Regions from separate parts of the Homo sapiens genome. Here region 1 is linked to region 2. Evidence: chromatin loops called from intact Hi-C (ENCODE). Cell type or tissue: ascending aorta. All regions are shown on one strand.

Region 1 (8,000 bases), 250 kb before region 2:
GGGTGTGAAAGTCTCCCACTTTTATTGTGTAGGAGTCTCTTCGTAGGTCTCTAAGAACTTGCTTTATGAACCTGGGTATATATTTAGGAAAAATATTTAGGATAGTTAGCTCTTCTTGTTTCCCATTAGTTGATGCAGTTTCTTCATTGACCATAGTCGATGGTCTTTACATTTTGGGTTGTTTTTGCAGTGGCTGGTACCGGTTTTTCCTTTCCATATTTAATGCTTCCTTCAGGAATTCTTGTAAGGCAGGCCTGGTGGTGACAAAATCCCTCAGCATTTGCTTGTCTGTAAAGGATTTTATTTCTCCTTCACTTATGAAGCTTAGTTTGGCTGGATATGAAATTTGGGTTGAAAATTCTTTTCTTTAAGAATGTTGAATATTGACCATCACTCTCTTCTGGCTTGTAGGGTTTCTGCAGAGAGATCAGCTGTTAGTCTGATGGGCTTCCCTTTGTGGGTAACCCGACCTTTCTCTCTGGCTGCCCTTAACAGTTTTTCCTTCATTTCAACCTTGGTGAATCTGACAATTATGTGCCTTGGGGTTGCTCTTCTAAGGAGTATCTTTGTGGTGTTCTCTGTATTTCCTGAATTTGAATGTTGGCCTCTCTTGCTAGGTTCGGGAAGTTCTCCTGGATTACATCCTGAAGTGTGTTTTCCAACTTGGTTCCTTTCTCCCCATCACTTTCAGGTACACCAATCAAACGTAGGTTTGGTCTTTTCATATAGTCCCATATTTCTTGGAGGCTTGGTTCGTTCCTTTTTATTCTTTTTTCTCTAATCTTGTCTTCATGCTTTATTTCATTAAGTTGATCTTCAATCTCTGATATCCTTTGTTCTGCTTGATTGATTCGGCTATTGATACTTGCGTATGCTTCACGAAGTTCTCGTGCTGTGTTTTTCAGTTCCATCAGGTCATTTATGTTCTTTTCTAAACTAGTTATTCTAGTTAGCAATTCCTCTAACCTTTTATCAAGGTTCTTAGCTTCCTTGCATTGGGTTATAACATGCTCCTTTAGCTTGGAGAAGTTTGTTATTTCCCACCTTCTGAAGCCTACTTCTGTCAATTCATCAAACTTATTCTCCATCCAGTTTTGTTCCCTTGCTGGCCAGGTGTTGTGATCCTCTGGAGGAGAAGAGGCATTCTGGTTTTTGGAATTTTCAGCCTTTTTGTGCTGGTTTTTCCTCATCTCCATGGATTTATCTACCTTTGGTCTTTGCTGTTGGTGACCTTTGGATGGAGTTTTTGCATGGTCATCCTTTTTGTTAATGTTGATGCTATTGCTTTCTTTTTGTTAGTTTTCCTTCTGTCAGGCCCCTCTTCTGTAGGTCTGCTGGAGTTTGCTGGGGTTCCACTCCAGACCCTGTTTGCCTGGGTATCACCAGTGGAGGCTGCAGAACAGCAAAGATTGCTGTCTGTTCCTTCCTCTGGAAGCTTCGTCCCAGAGGGGCACCTGCCAGATGCCAGCCAGTGCTTTCCTGTATGACGTGTCTGTCCACCCCTGCTGGGAGGTGTCTCCTTTTCGGGAGGCACGGGGTTCAGGGACCCACTTGAGGAGGCAGTCTGACCCTTAGCAGAGCTCTAGCACTGTGCTGGGAGATCCACTGCTCTCTTCAGAGCCAGCAGGCAGGAACGCTTAAGGGCGCCCACAGCTCCCCATTCCCCCAGGTGCTCCGTCCCAGAGAGATGGGACTTTTAGCTATAAGCCCCTGACTGGGGCTGCTGCCTTTCTTTCAGAGATGTCCTGCCCAGAGAGGAGGAATCTAGAGAGGCAGTCTGGCTATAGCGGCTTTGCTGAGCTGCGGTGGGTCCGAACTTCCAGGCGGCTTTGTTTACACTGTGTGAGGAAAACCGACTACTCAAGCCTCAGTAATGGCGGGCGCCCCTTCCCCCACCAAGCTCGGGCACCCCTCCCCCCACCAAGCTCGAGCATCTCAGGTTGACTTCAGACTGTGAAGTCTGACTGTGCTGGCAGCAAGAATTTCAAGCCAGTGGATCTTAGCTTGCTGGGCTCTTTGGGGGTGGGATCTGCTGAGCAAGACCACTTGGCTCCCTGGCTTCAGCCCCCCTTCCAGGGGAGTGAACGGTTCTGTCTCACTGGCGTTCCAGGTGCCACTAGGACAAGAAAAAAGCTCCTCCAGTTAGCTCAGTGTCTGCCCAAATGGCCGCCCAGTTTTGTGCTTGAAACCCAGGGCCTTGGTGGTGTAGGCACCTGAGGGAATCTCCTGGTCTGCGGATTGCGAAGACCATGGGAAAAGCACAGTGTCTGAGCTGGATAGCACCATCCCTCACAGCATGGTCCCTCATGGCTTCCCTTGGCTAGGAAAGGAAGTTCCCCGACCCCTTGCGCTTCCCAGGTGAGGCGACACTCCACCCTGCTTCTGCTCACCCTCTGGGGGCTGCACCCACTATCTAACCAGTCTCAGTGAGATGAACCGGGTACCTTAGTTGGAAATGCACAAATCACTGACCTTTTGCGTTGGTCTCGTTGGAAGCTGCAGACTGGAGCTGCTCCTATTCAGCCATCTTGCCCAGGAATAATCAACACTTCCCTTTTCTTTAAATAGAAGTTGTTTGGGAGACTGATAATAAATAGAGATGCATTGTATAATTACATCTAATATACAATATGTGACTTTTCATCACAACTTCTTATTAATCCCCTAATAGGGTCCCCAAAAAGCATCTTGAATGACTCTAATGAAACAATATTATGCTAGTCAGAACTAGATTTTAAATCAGAATTAATACTTTATTTTATTTGCTGACTGTATTAATGGGAAAATGACAAGAATAGTTAGTATATTTCTAGAGGAAATCAAGCTGAGATAGAACATTTTATTATTACAGAATTTTATTCTAGAGCAAACACATTTGAGATTAAAACTTAAATTATACATCACACTTTTGTAAATGTAAAACAGAAGATAGAGACAGAAAAGCTAGTTCATTTCAGATTCATATGCCGAAATGGAGATTTTATGTTTAATATTGCTGAGGTTTTGTGATTAAGCCTTAAACGTACAGGGGTGGCTATTTTAAGGCTCTACAGAATGTTAACTTCTGCACTTGATGTTAGCCAAAAGGCCAAGAAGTGATCAGAATGTCAACTTCTGTACATTCCCTTGGTAAAATTTCACTGCAGATAAAATGAGAAAAGCAGTTAAAAACAAAACCATGCAAGCAAACAAAGAGAAAATCTAGGAAACATAAAAAAGAACCCGGTGAAAAGTTACTTTTTTTTGATGCATTGTTGTCTTCATGCGTTTGACAATGAAAGATACTACTAATAGAACCTAATGTTCCCTTCTGGCACCCTAGACTCAAATTCCATGTGCAAGACTAGTGTTTGCTCTTATTGCCAGCTATGGCAGTATTCTCCCTAGGGGGCCCTGTCCTCTGGCCCTTCATGGGCACCAGAATCAGGAAAAGAACTCATTGTGCTAACAATAGCAAGATAAAGGAAGACTGGTAAATACATGAGCTGCTGGATATGTGGCCTGGCTTTGTTGTTTTCAGTATGTCACATCCACAGTTTTGTTTTCAATGGAAACGTGTTAACACTGAGTTGAAAGTTAGGGACCTGGGTTTTAAGTCATGGCTCTGACACTAACTGGCTCTATAATCTTAGGCAAGCTGTTTTACCTCTCAGGGTTTTAGACTAGAATAGTCACTAGGTGACCTCTATGAGCACCATTCAGAGACTTGAAGTCAAAGTCAAAAGCAAAGGCAATTGTTTGAACAATGTTATCTTAGATCAAATCACCCCAGCTGATCCCAGATATGTGAGAGGCACTGTAGAAAAGTACTTATTAATGTGCTTCTGGAACCAGACTTCCTCTTATTACCTTTGTGACCAGGGTCAAATTTCTTTTCTGTACCCTCATTTCCTTTTCTATAAAATGGGAATAATAACAGTACCTATCCCACAGGGTTATTATAAGGATTAACTGAAATTATCTATGTACAACCCTAAGAGCATCATCTGTTTATTCCTAATACATGCAGGAAGAGTTAATGAATTAATGAAGCTAGGTACTTTCCAGTAGCAGATGGGTTCAAGAACACAAATAGAATAATAAGGCTTTTAAACAAAGAAGACACTTCCTCCTAAAGTGACACTATTTTACTCCACACTCACACCCCCAGTTATTTTCCAGCAAGATGAATCACTAACTCTATCTAACACCAGAATCACCCGAATGGCTTGTTACAACAAAGGTTGCTGGTCTCAGTCCTACTGATTTAGTAGGTCTGGGATGGGGTAGAAAATTTGCATTTCCAACAAGTTTCCAAGTGTTGTTGATATTGGTGGCCCAGGAATCATACTTTGAGAACTACTGCGCTAAATAAAATCTCCCTGATTTCTCATAGTCAGAGAACTATCAGGACCTGCATAAATTGGGTGCCCGAGGACGACACCATCTCTTATTCCTTGACTCAACAGTACAGCTTGCTAGCCTGTGTATGACTACCAACATACCTGACCACACTTCGAGAACCACCGATCTAGTAAATCGCACTATTTGTTCCCTTCCTCACTATGTTCCAGCCACAATGGCTTTTTTCTGTTCTTAAAACCAGCTAAAGACTCTACCTCACAGTTCCTATAATTTCTAAAATTTACACTTGGAAATCTGCTCTCTTAGATCTTCACATGGCTGGCTCACCTCCTCTTTCAACAATCACCTCTTCTTTATAAGTATGTATATTTATGAAGAAAAACAAGAAGAGGTATTACATTTTATTACCACAGAAATTCATTATGGCGAAAACATATTTGAGATTAGAAACTTTAATTATAAATCACACTTTTTATAAAAAGAACCCCCCATTCCAGCTTATCACCTTGTTTTAGTTCCCTCATATCAATTATCTGATCTGTAAATATATAATTTTTTTCATAAATGTATTTGCTTGCTTGTTTTCTTCCCCCATAGAATGTAAGCTCCACAAGGTTGGAAGTTCTTTTTTAAGTAACTCTAATCCAAACACCTAAAAGACCACTAGGAATATAGTAAGCATTCAATAAATATTTATCAAATGAATGAATAATCCAGAAAGGAGCCATTTGCATCAGACTTCATATCACTGCTCCATGGAGAGTGAAAGTCTCTCTAGTTTTCATGCCTACCAAACTAGTAGAGATCCAGCTTTCCTTCCAGAAGTAATATAATTTTAGTCCTCTTTAATCCTAGTTGTGTGAAGACTCTAAAAGGAAACTAAAGAATGTTCCATAAATGCAGTGTTGCTTTGTACTAATTATCTAAATATAAGTAAACCAACTTCTCAGAGTGACCTAAAACAAAAAATATGCAGGGTTATGCCACTTGCACTGTTGCTTGTTAAGCCAAGAACAAAATGTTACAGAGTGGAATGAGTTCCATCCACTGAAGAAAACAAAGCCGGTTCACTATGTCTTCTTCAATAGTGATGCTGCTGACAGATTTTGTTGTTAACAGGTATTCAGTCTATACCCATTCATGAAAGGGAAGAGTTAATTCCTCTGGGTGAGCAGGAGGAACAGGTCTCATGGTCAACCTTACATTCCAGTTTCCTCTTAGAGATGCACAAAACACATGGGAACAGAATGAAGGTTTTGAGAAGTCCTATATCAAAAAGGCTTTGAATTTGGTTAAGCCATGTTTCCCAATTTTGACCCATCCATGTGAGCAAAATACTGTAGGAAAAGCAAGTTCATGGTCCACAGCATTGACTTGTATGCTTGTTTTGTTTAGTGACAAACTCTTAGTGGGACAGCTAACTAGTGCACAAGTTCAGTAAGACTGTACAAGAATGTGAACCTTCAGTGAAGGAACAATGGGTCATTCATTTTACAAGGTACTTACCATTATCCAGATTTCTAGAACAATATTCTAGCTCTTTAGCCACCACCCCCGCCCCCAACCAAACTGCCTAGAAACCTAATGTGTTTGAATTTCTTCATACCTAGTTTGCAGCTCTTCAATCAAAGTCATTGGAGACAAGGAGTGGTTTTTAAAATTTCCAATGATTTAGCACAGTTTTAGAGGGACATGCATGGAGCCATGAAGAAGGAAGGCAGCCAAATCAATAGTGTCACATCTGAGGTCAATGGGTGACAGATGTCACTGTCAGACACACAAACTGATCATTTGCCTGCTCTTTAGTTTTCCCAGAGAGGGACTTCTAATGAACCCACACGGACTTCAAGGAGTTTTCTCTTTGGAAAGGATCATGGTTTTTCCATAAGAATGCCAAAAGAATTAATCTTTTGTCACTTGTGTTTATTTCTCAAGAGGCTTTTAGTCATTGCTGCTCCACAGCTCTAAGTGACAATAGTGCACAGGATACATTTACTTTTTTTTTTTTAAGGGGAAGCCAGCCTTCAAAACAGTAACATCCTGGACATTTTCCAGAAAGAGAGATTACAAAACTCACACCTGTGGCACTAACAGACATCAGTGTCTCTCTAGTGGTTGCCTGCCAACTTAACTCACCAAATAAACAGGAAGGGAATCTCTCAAGCCTTTATACATGTAGCCAGGACATTGGCTTTTAAATGATGAGACAAGAAATACTAAATAATACCTTTTATTAGCGGAACATAGCTAAAGTCTCAGAAAATTGTAAAGATTATTTTGAGTGTTGTTGGCACCTGAGGCTTGAATTCTGGGAGTTTTGCAAATTCTGCTTGAAGCTAAAGAGACTCTTATTTCAGGTCAGCCAGTGTGGTTATATTGACACATCTAAGGTTTTGTCTGTTCAGTCACATACTCAACAGGTTAAATTGATGGCTCGGTCATTCATTCAAATGTCTGAGGGGACTAAGTCCTGCTGTGCTATGGCAGCTTTAAATATTGATTCAGATACTTAACTCTTCCAAACTATTGTTTTCCATTAATGAATTTGTGTTATTTCCATACATAATAAACGTTACATATCTGATTATGAACAACAGCATCTCTATAAATCACAAAGTTCCCTCGTTTATGGAAAGAAAGGTTGCTAGGATGCTAGTTCCAATAACCAGAATAGCGTGCACATTTAAATATAATTAAGATAGAAAAGTTCAGAGATATGGGGGTGGACATTAGGTCTCATTCCCATTGTTCAACAAAGGATTATTGGCAACTGTCATGCACAAGGAAGGCTGCTGCTGTGCTATGGTAAGTTCCCGCAATTAAGGAGTTGTGAGGGAAAATAACCAGAGGAAAGATAATGATGAGGGGAAATAAGATACAAAAACTATTATAAATGGGACGAGTAAGACTTGAAACTTGTTGCATTTAAACTGGGCCTCAAAATACGTGTAGGAGTTCTGCCTCAAAACATAGGTAAAAATAAGAGGTTGGATGGTCCTGGTAGAGAGTATTATAAAAGCAATGGCAGTGGAAAAGGACAGATAGGAGCACCTGTGTGGGGGTGAGGAGGGGATGGGATGAGGGGTATATTAAATGTGTGTGTGTTTAGCTGAAACATAAGTACTAGCAAGGGAGTTGTTAGGGACAGGTGAAACTCAAATGATGAACTGCAGCCAAATCATGGAGGGCTTTGAATGCTAGATTAAAGAGAGAGTTGGCAGACAATGGGGAGACACCAAAGGCTTTTGAGGAGGAGAGTGATATTCGTTTAATGAATTAGAAGATGTATCTGGTAGTGATGTGGAGGGTGATGGGAGTTTAATGAAGACTAAGGCAGGAAGACTACTACCTGGTTGTCGTTGCAGAGAAAATATCATGGAAAAAAAATTGAAATGTAATCCCACAGCAATTAAAGTAGAACCTGAACTCCTAACATGCAAATGTCACTATCACCTCTTCCTATTTAGTATCCTCTATGTAGATGACTTATGAAGACCTAAATCAAAAACATAATGCTTTGCCAGGTTATTCTTTAGAATACAAAAGAGATCAATCAAATTCATAAAAAGCACAATTTTATTGTATATGTTTTACTGCTTGGATCGTCAATAACAGAGGGCATATAAAAAAACAAAATCAAGCATCTTTACTAGACT
Region 2 (8,000 bases):
ACCTATTTGTGTGACCCAGGAGGGTAAAAATAAAGGATTACAGATGCAGAGAGATCTGCTGTAGGACCACAATTGGTGAGGTGCTTGGTTCATAATCAGTGGACAAAGAGTCCTTACCGAGAGCAGTGGCTCCTTTCCTGTGTTAGTTTCTGCCAGGCCAATGACCCTGAAGCCTGAAGGAAAGGTTTTTGCTTGTTTTTAAACCACTGTTTACATTAACTAGAGCAAAATGCTGAAAAAAACATCAAGAATTAAGACGGGCCAAAATAACCACAATAAAGTCAAATGTAAGACATATCAGGGACAAACTTTCATTTTTTGCAGAAAAGATTATCAATCTTTTACATGTACTTCTAACTGGATATGACATGCAGATTAACCTGGCCTGAGGATGATGAAACCCAACCTTACATTCAAAATAATATCAATACATTTTCAAGTCTATTTATACGTTCTAAACAGAAGTAATTCATATTACAATGGCCTCCTTATTCTGCTTTTCCACTTTTTAGTTTTTATTTTTATGGAGACAGAGCCTCGCTCTGTCACCCAGGCTGGAGTGCAGTGGCATGATCTCGGCTCACTGCAACCTCTGCCTCCCGGGTTCAAGCCATTCTCCTGCCTCAAGCCTCCTGAGTAGCTGGGATTACAGGCACCTGCCACCATGCCCTGCTAATTTTTGTATTTTCAGTAGGGACTGGGTTTTTCCATGTTGGCCAGGCTGGTCTCGAACTCCTGACCTCAGGTGATCCACCCACCTCAGCCTCCCAAAGTGCTGGGATTACAGGCGTGAGCCACCGTGCCTGACCCCCTTCCACTTTTTAAACAACAGTAATGAAACTTATTAAGTAGGGGGCTTCAATCTGGAAACTCCTTATCTGTTCTGCTGCTTCTCCTGCCAACAGTCTCCCCAGCTCCCCACCAATTTCTTAACCACAGGGCTTCTGCACATGCTATTGTCATTTCCTTTGCCTGAATGCCCTTCACTGTCCTTATTTGCCTTGTAATTGCTTAATACATTTTTAATATCTTTCCCAAGGTTGGGCGCAGTGGCTCATGCCTGTAATCCCAGCACTTTGGGAGGCCAAGGCAGTCGGATCACCTGAGTTCGGGAGTTTGAGACCAGCCTGACCAATATGGAGAAACCCAATCTGTACTAAAAATACAAAATTAGCCAGGCGTGGTGGCACATGCCTGTAATCCCAGCTACTCGGGAGGCTGAGGCAGGAGAATCGCTTGAACCTGGGAGGCGGAGGTTGCCGTGAGCTGAGATTGCGCCATTGCACTCTAGCCTGGGCAATAAGAGTGAAACTATATATATCTTTCCCGATAGCATGAAAGCTCCCTAAGACCAAACCATGTCTGTCTTGTTCACCACTGTACTCATGATGCCTTGCACAGTACCTCACACTTAGTAGGCTGCCAACAAATGTTAACTTGAATCAGACCCTTAAGACTCAGCTCAAACATCATCTTCTTTGGGAAGGTGTCCCTGAGCCTCTGACACTCCGATAGTTACCTCTTTCATGTGCTTCAAAGGCTTCCTGTTCATATCTGTTATAGTGCAGTGCAGTTCTTTAATGGTCTGTCTCTCCCAGTAGGCTCTGAAGTTCTAAAAGGCGGAAACTGTGTCATCTTCATCCTTCTTACTCATGACACTCTGTATCACCTAGTGTACTCTAAGGAGCTGAAGAAATGTCTACTGGGCAGATTACTGAACCATGTTTGCGCTTGGAGGGCCCTCAGCTATGGACCACACCTATGGCACAAACAGGAATTACGCATTGGCTAAACAGGTCATGTCTTTCTGAAGCACCCATTTTGACTCAATTTTTCAGGAGAGGAGACATTTATATAAATTGTGTTTGTGTGTGTGTGTATGTAGTGAGTTGAATTCAAAATATACACTAAACTTTAAGTAAGTAAAACGGGAACTTCAACAAAGCAAAGTTACCATGGGGCTCCTTGAGCACCCTGTTTGGGAGCATGTATTCCCTCTTCTCTGCTGTCCTTTGGTAGCTTGCCACCTTAGGAGTAGAGAAGTCACACCTCCATGATTAAAAAGAAAGTCAGCCGGGCACGGTGGCTCACGCCTGTAATCCCAGCTCTTTGGGAGGCCAAGGCAGGCGGATCACCTAAGCTCAGGAGTTTGAGAGCAGCCTGACCAACACGGAGAAACCCCATCTCTACTAAAAATGCAGAATTAGCTGGGCGTGGTGGTGGGTCCCTGTAATCCCAGCTACTTGGGAGGCTGAGGCAGGAGAATCGCTTGAACCCGGGAGGTGGAGATTGCGGTGAGCTGAGATTGCACCTTTGCACTCCAGCCTGGGCAACAAGAGGGAAACTCTGTCTCAGAATTAAAAAAAAAAGAAAGTTAATGACAATGACAAAGCTAGAATTAAAGCTGTTTTCAGATATCTGGTGTTCTTTTCATTCTACTGCCCAAGTTAGCTGTCTCCTTGCACCTATAGCATGGTCAAATGCATCCTAATGCACTCTCAATAAATATGTTCAGATACAAATTCCATTCAGCATATTAAATTTAGGCCGAAGGGGAGAAGGTCAAAAGGAGTCATAGTCTGGAGATATCTTCAGTAATAGGTGTATGGCATGTTTATAGATTTCATATTTAAATTTACTTTATAGGTAGCTTTCCTAGCATATGTGCTCCTATTCTATGATGGTGGTTCATTCAAATCCTACCCACCCCGTCTAATGTTCTCAGTGTGTACCTTTACTTTTAAAGGGCATCATTTAAAGAGGATGGAAGAAATACAGTGTGGGTACTATATTTTGTCCTGAGGACAAAATGCTAGGTATGACGCAAGGACTTAAGACTATCGTCCCAACAGTGCCCTGCTGCTGCACAAAAACACCTAGCATTTGTCTAGGGATTTTCATTTACAACAAAGCTTTGACACACATGATCTTATTCACTCCCCACAACAACTCTAAACTAGTTCGGGAACCTGAAAATAGCACTCAATTCAATTGCTAGCTGTATGTAAGTGTTTTGGTTATAGAACCTAACAATCCCCTAGGGATTAAGCGGTGGGCGCCTGCTGCTTCAACAACCCTGCAGCAAGGGAATAAAGGAACAACTGTATTTCTTCGGTCACAACGTAATCACGACAACAGAAAGCACTCACTCTTTCCACTCTGACCCACACACAGTCTGTCGAGGCAATTAATCAGCACTCCCGGTGGTTTTCCTATAGGATGCCAGTTCCCTTGCCAATCAAGTCTTTCCACAGACTGTAGCAGGACCACACCCCCGGAGAGGCCTCAGGGAGGGAAGGTGCTGTGGCCCACAGAAGTGAAAGCTGATACTCAGGTTGACCCGCCAGTGAAACTTACAGGCGGATCTTCCCGGGCCTCAGTTTCCCCATCTCTAAAATGGGCTACCCTTCCTTTCTCTTGACTAGTTCCCTCCCTGTTCTCGCTGGGCCACTAGGAAGTGAAATCAGTGCCTAACCGCAGCTGAAAGTGCTCTGTTAGGCTCCAGTCACCGCGCCGGGCATGCTCAGTAGCTGGGGCCGGCTCGGCTGCGGGAGTAGGAAGCAGCTTTGCGCGCCCGGGCGGCCGATGCGGGCACTTTGAAGAATCACGTGTGTTGAGGCCCTCTTAAAGAGATAGGCACCTACTTTTCCCTCCACCCTAAACACCGCCCTGAGGGCGGCGGCGACCGTGGTAATTGCAACTGCTCAGGGGCAGGGCTTGCCCCAGCGCCGAGTAGTGGCAACGGCGTGGTTGCGTCGGGGGTGCCTGGGAGCCTGGAGTCCCGGGGGCCTGAAATCGGCAGCTTCCCGGGCAGACACTCTCTCCCTCAGGAAGAGGTGCCGCCGAGTCAGCGCGGGGCAGTGTGAGCGCCCCGAGGTGCTTTCTCAGTTGAGGAGAGGTGGGGTTACAGGGCACAGGTGACAGGGCCGGAGAAAGATGGAGCAGCCCGGGGCGGCGGCGTCGGGAGCGGGAGGCGGCAGCGAGGAACCCGGTGGGGGCCGGAGCAACAAGCGGAGCGCGGGGAACCGGGCCGCCAATGAAGAGGAAACGAAAAACAAACCCAAATTGGTGAGTGCTCCCGCAGCCCCCGCCGGCCTTAGGGACAGGGAGAGCCCCGGGATCCTCCTGCCATTGAACACGGGGGCACCCGGGGCCCCCTCCCAAGGATGACCGCGACCTCGCTGTGCAACTCGGGGAGCCGCTAAAGGAGTGGCCACGCCGAGGCGCGGAGACGGCGTGGGGGCGGAAGAGCACCCCCTTCTCTACTTAACCCCTTTCTCACTCTTGTCAGCCCGGGAGGCGGTGCGGGAAGGAGAAAGGCCCAGCCCCAACTTGGGGACACCCCGAGTACTGGGTAGGGCTGTTGTTTGTCTAACTTGTGGGCGCAAACCTTTGCGCGATTCCATTCTCCTCCCACTTCTTGTTAGTTGCTGTTTTGCCTCCTAACGCGTAGGGTCCGGGGCAGGGGAACCTCCCTCCTTTTTATTCCAAGTCCTTGGGAGCCCACCTACAGCTTCGCAAATCAAGAAGAACACTATTTATGCTCCCAGTCTTTCTACTTTACCAGAAATCTCAGGAAGAGGCGCCTACGTGCCTTTTTCCTCCTCCTTGCCTCTCTCCATGTGCTCTCCCAAGAAATGTTTCTTTGGAAGGGTGGGGGCGCGTGGGAGTTTGAGGCTGGGTGAGGTACCACCAACTGTCGAGTGTGTGTAATAGGCATAGTCATACAGTACTTCCACTTAGTTGATTAAGAACGCTCAAAAGCAGTAGGCACAAACTGTGCAAATCTCACCGTGCTGATAGTGTGAACCGATGGTAGCAGTCCATTTCCTGCCACTGAATGTGCAGAGGAATGAAATCGATGAGGCCTGGTATTGCATTGGGAAATACTGGAGTTTCCTCAGCTCATCAGAAGGGTTCCGCTTTTTGTAAACTTTCTAATTTGGGTGGTGTGAGGGGAAAGGGTTTTCCTGTACAAATTCAGCAGATACTCCTTAGAGCTGTATTCTTAGTCCAGATCCGAAGCACAAGCCACATGTTGAATGTATAGATTTCAGCTTTAACTACCAACTTGATTATAATAGACAAGGAGAGGGTGACATATAAATAAAGCCGTTTCTTATGGCATCTGGCCATTTGGTTTGGATCCAGTACAAAACTGTGGTTTAATCAGTGATTAAAAATTTAAGTAAAAAGTTAACTGATAGTTTCCACAAATGGTTTGGTACGTCTAGCAAGAATCTGCCACTTTTAAGAAGTATGCTTTCGAGAAAAAAAAAAACACTTATCTCTGTTAGTAGTAACACCTTGATTATATTCTTCTCTTCCCTTTAGCCATTTGTCCTGATTCATCTTTTATGTTTTACTTGCTTTGACAAGGTAACTAGATAGTTATGAGATCGTATCATTTTCAGTTCCTAGCTAACTTCACTGTTCCGGTTCCTAGCTAACTTCACTGTTCCGTGTTGAACATAGCTTGATACGGTAGAACAAGATTTGAATCCAAGAGTTTGTTAATATTAACATGAATTTTCTTTTTTTGCTCAAACATAACTTTTGAGCCTTACGTGATTTTACAAGCAGATGTGTCAGAGTTAACAAAAACAAATTTAGGAAGACATTGTGGCACATTTTAAGGCAAGCAAGTTGACCAAACAGTAAGATTTAGTAAGCTTTTCAGGAAAGAATTCATCTGGGATTCTTAGAAGTTTGCTAGTAAGATACAACTTTACTTAGATGAAATTTTTTTATTTTGAGTATTATGTTAATAATCTCTGAACTAGTCCTTAATTTGTGTGTGTATATGAGTGTAAAGGAGTTGTGGTATGGGATTATAAAAGAGAGCCATATGGTGATAGAAATTATTTGTGTAGGTGATCTTGGGGCATAGGGGTTCTTAAACTCCTGAAATTGTATGAAAATATTTGAGTGTATATGGGTACATTTATTTTTCTGGGCCCCATGGCTTTCATCAGTTTTTCAAAGGCATCCATTACCTATAGAAGAGTAAGAACTATGGCATTACAAAAGATAGAAAGTAAAGGAAAGAATAGTTGATTCCACTCTAAGTTACTGAGTAGGGAAGAAGGGGAAATGGCATTGACCACACAGGTGATTGATATTGAAACGAATTCTTCTAGTGGTAAAAAAGAAGTTAACTACTCAATGTCTACATAGATTAAAATTTCCGCTACAGAGGAAAATTAATTCAGTCGCTCCAGTATAATGGATTCATAAGGTATAAGGCTTGTGTAGTTTGGTTGTTTTCATTTAGTTCCTCAGAATTCTGGAAAAATGGAAATGGAACACATATTTTCTTTTCTTTTTTTTTTTTTGGGACGAAGTCTCGCTCTGTTGCCATGGCTGGAGTCCAGTGGCGCGATCTTGGCTCACTGCAACCTCTGCCTCCCGGGTTCAAGTGATTCTCCTGCCTCAGCCTCCTGAGTAGCTGGGATTACAGGCACGTGCCACCACACCCAGCTAATTTTTGTATTTTTAGTAGAGACGGGATTTCACCATGTTGGTCAGCCTGGAAAGCAGATTTTCTATAGAGAGGAACTGCTTTCATTTATATCCTCAACTTTTTAATGAGTATTAGTGAGAAATTTTTCAGAGTGGCATTTCAACACTATAATGATTTCTATTTAAGATTACTTAAATAAAAATTTAATGGAATTCACTTCAGTTTTTTTCATATAAGCATCCTCATAATGACCCTTTTGTTTTGATTCTTTTAAAATAAGGCATTCCTGTCTTGGACTCATCACATTTTGAATAATGCATTAGTAGTAGAGTTTTGGATTTTATGTAACTATTTTGGTTAGGCCCAGATTGCAACATGTCATCAAACAGCATGAATCTTAGATTAATTTGTAATTTGATGTCAACCATGGAATGCATTTTGTTAAATTGAGTAGAAGAGAAAGCTCTATAAATGTTGTGAAGGAACTACATCTTGAATCCTACTTATTTAAGGCAGTGACTTAACCATTAAGAGAGGCCAATGTTGATGCAGAACACCGCACCCCACACCACACGGTAGTGTAGAGTGACCTAACAGTATTTGATGTTTTTGCATTTTTGACTTTGTGTTCCTGCATAATTTCTGAAGCCTTTGGTTCTTCAAACAGTAAAGTCAAATTAGTTAATTTTTCTGGTTATTATGTAACTTCCTATTTGGTTATTTGTTTACAACTGGATAAATTATGTTTTTATTTATTTATTTATTTTGAGACGGAGTCTCGCTCTGTTGCCCAGGCTGGAGTGCAGTGGTGTGATCTCGGCCCACTGCAACCTCTGCCTCCTGGGTGCAAGCGATTCTCCTGCCTCAGCCTCCCTAGCAGCTGGGATTACAGGTGTGCACCACCAGGCCCAGCTAATCTTTTTTGTATTTTTGTAGAGACGGGGTTTCACCATATTGGCCAGGCTGGTCTTGAATTCTTGACCTCAAGTGATCCACCCACCTCCACCTCCCAAAGTGCTAGGATTACAGGCTTGAGCCACTGCACCCAGTCTTGATTTTTAATGATAAGGTATGAGCAACAATGATTTCATTTATGCAATACAGGTTTACTGAGTACCTACTGTGTGCTAGGCATAATTCTAAGGGTTGGTGATACAAAGATACTTGTAGTCTACTGAGACAGACAGGGAAGTTAATTAATGCTTAAAATGCAATGTGAGCCAGACGTGGTAGCTTGTGCCTATAATCCCAGCTACACAGGCTGCTAAGGCAGGAGGATTTCTTGAGCTCAGGAGTTTGAAGCTGCAGTGAGCTGTGACTATACCACTGTATTACAGCCTTGGCGACAGAGAACCCATCTCTTTAAGGAAAAAAAAAAAAGCAGTGTGATAAGTTGCTATAGGAATATGCATGGTTGGGGGTGGTCATGGAGAGGCATCTACGTAGAATTGCATGCTTGAGTAAGAAAAGGCTTATCGCAGTAGGTGACATTTGCAGCTGAAGGCTGAAGAAAATAGGTGAGGGAAAGGCATTCTAG

Evidence for each region. Peaks named below come from ENCODE experiments on the same cell type or tissue, not always from the same donor. Only the 100,000 strongest peaks of a DNase experiment are listed, where the experiment ranks them.
Region 1: it touches region 2 in a loop (3-fold over the local background); 5 of 110 quality-filtered maps call a loop at or near these places.

What each region holds. Positions count from the first base shown.
Region 1 is chrX:96,427,511-96,435,510 of GRCh38, forward strand. LOC107985714 (a long non-coding RNA gene) reads right to left here. Exons shown (of 3, transcript XR_001755917.2): 3 at 761-2,583. Among named protein-coding and RNA genes, the nearest start is that of DIAPH2, 250 kb to the right of the region's middle. In ascending aorta, no CTCF peak of the experiment used is centred here; no DNase peak of the experiment used is centred here; H3K27ac peaks cover 1,898 bases.
Region 2 is chrX:96,681,123-96,689,122 of GRCh38, forward strand. DIAPH2 (diaphanous related formin 2) reads left to right here and starts at 3,720. Exons shown (of 27, transcript NM_006729.5): 1 at 3,720-4,068. The coding sequence starts at 3,937. RefSeq lists enhancers at 3,508-4,223, 4,224-4,937. In ascending aorta, CTCF peaks have their summits at 3,771 and 3,997; DNase peaks (open chromatin) are centred at 3,619, 4,259 and 4,659; H3K4me3 peaks cover 3,127 bases; H3K27ac peaks cover 2,100 bases; H3K27me3 peaks cover 908 bases.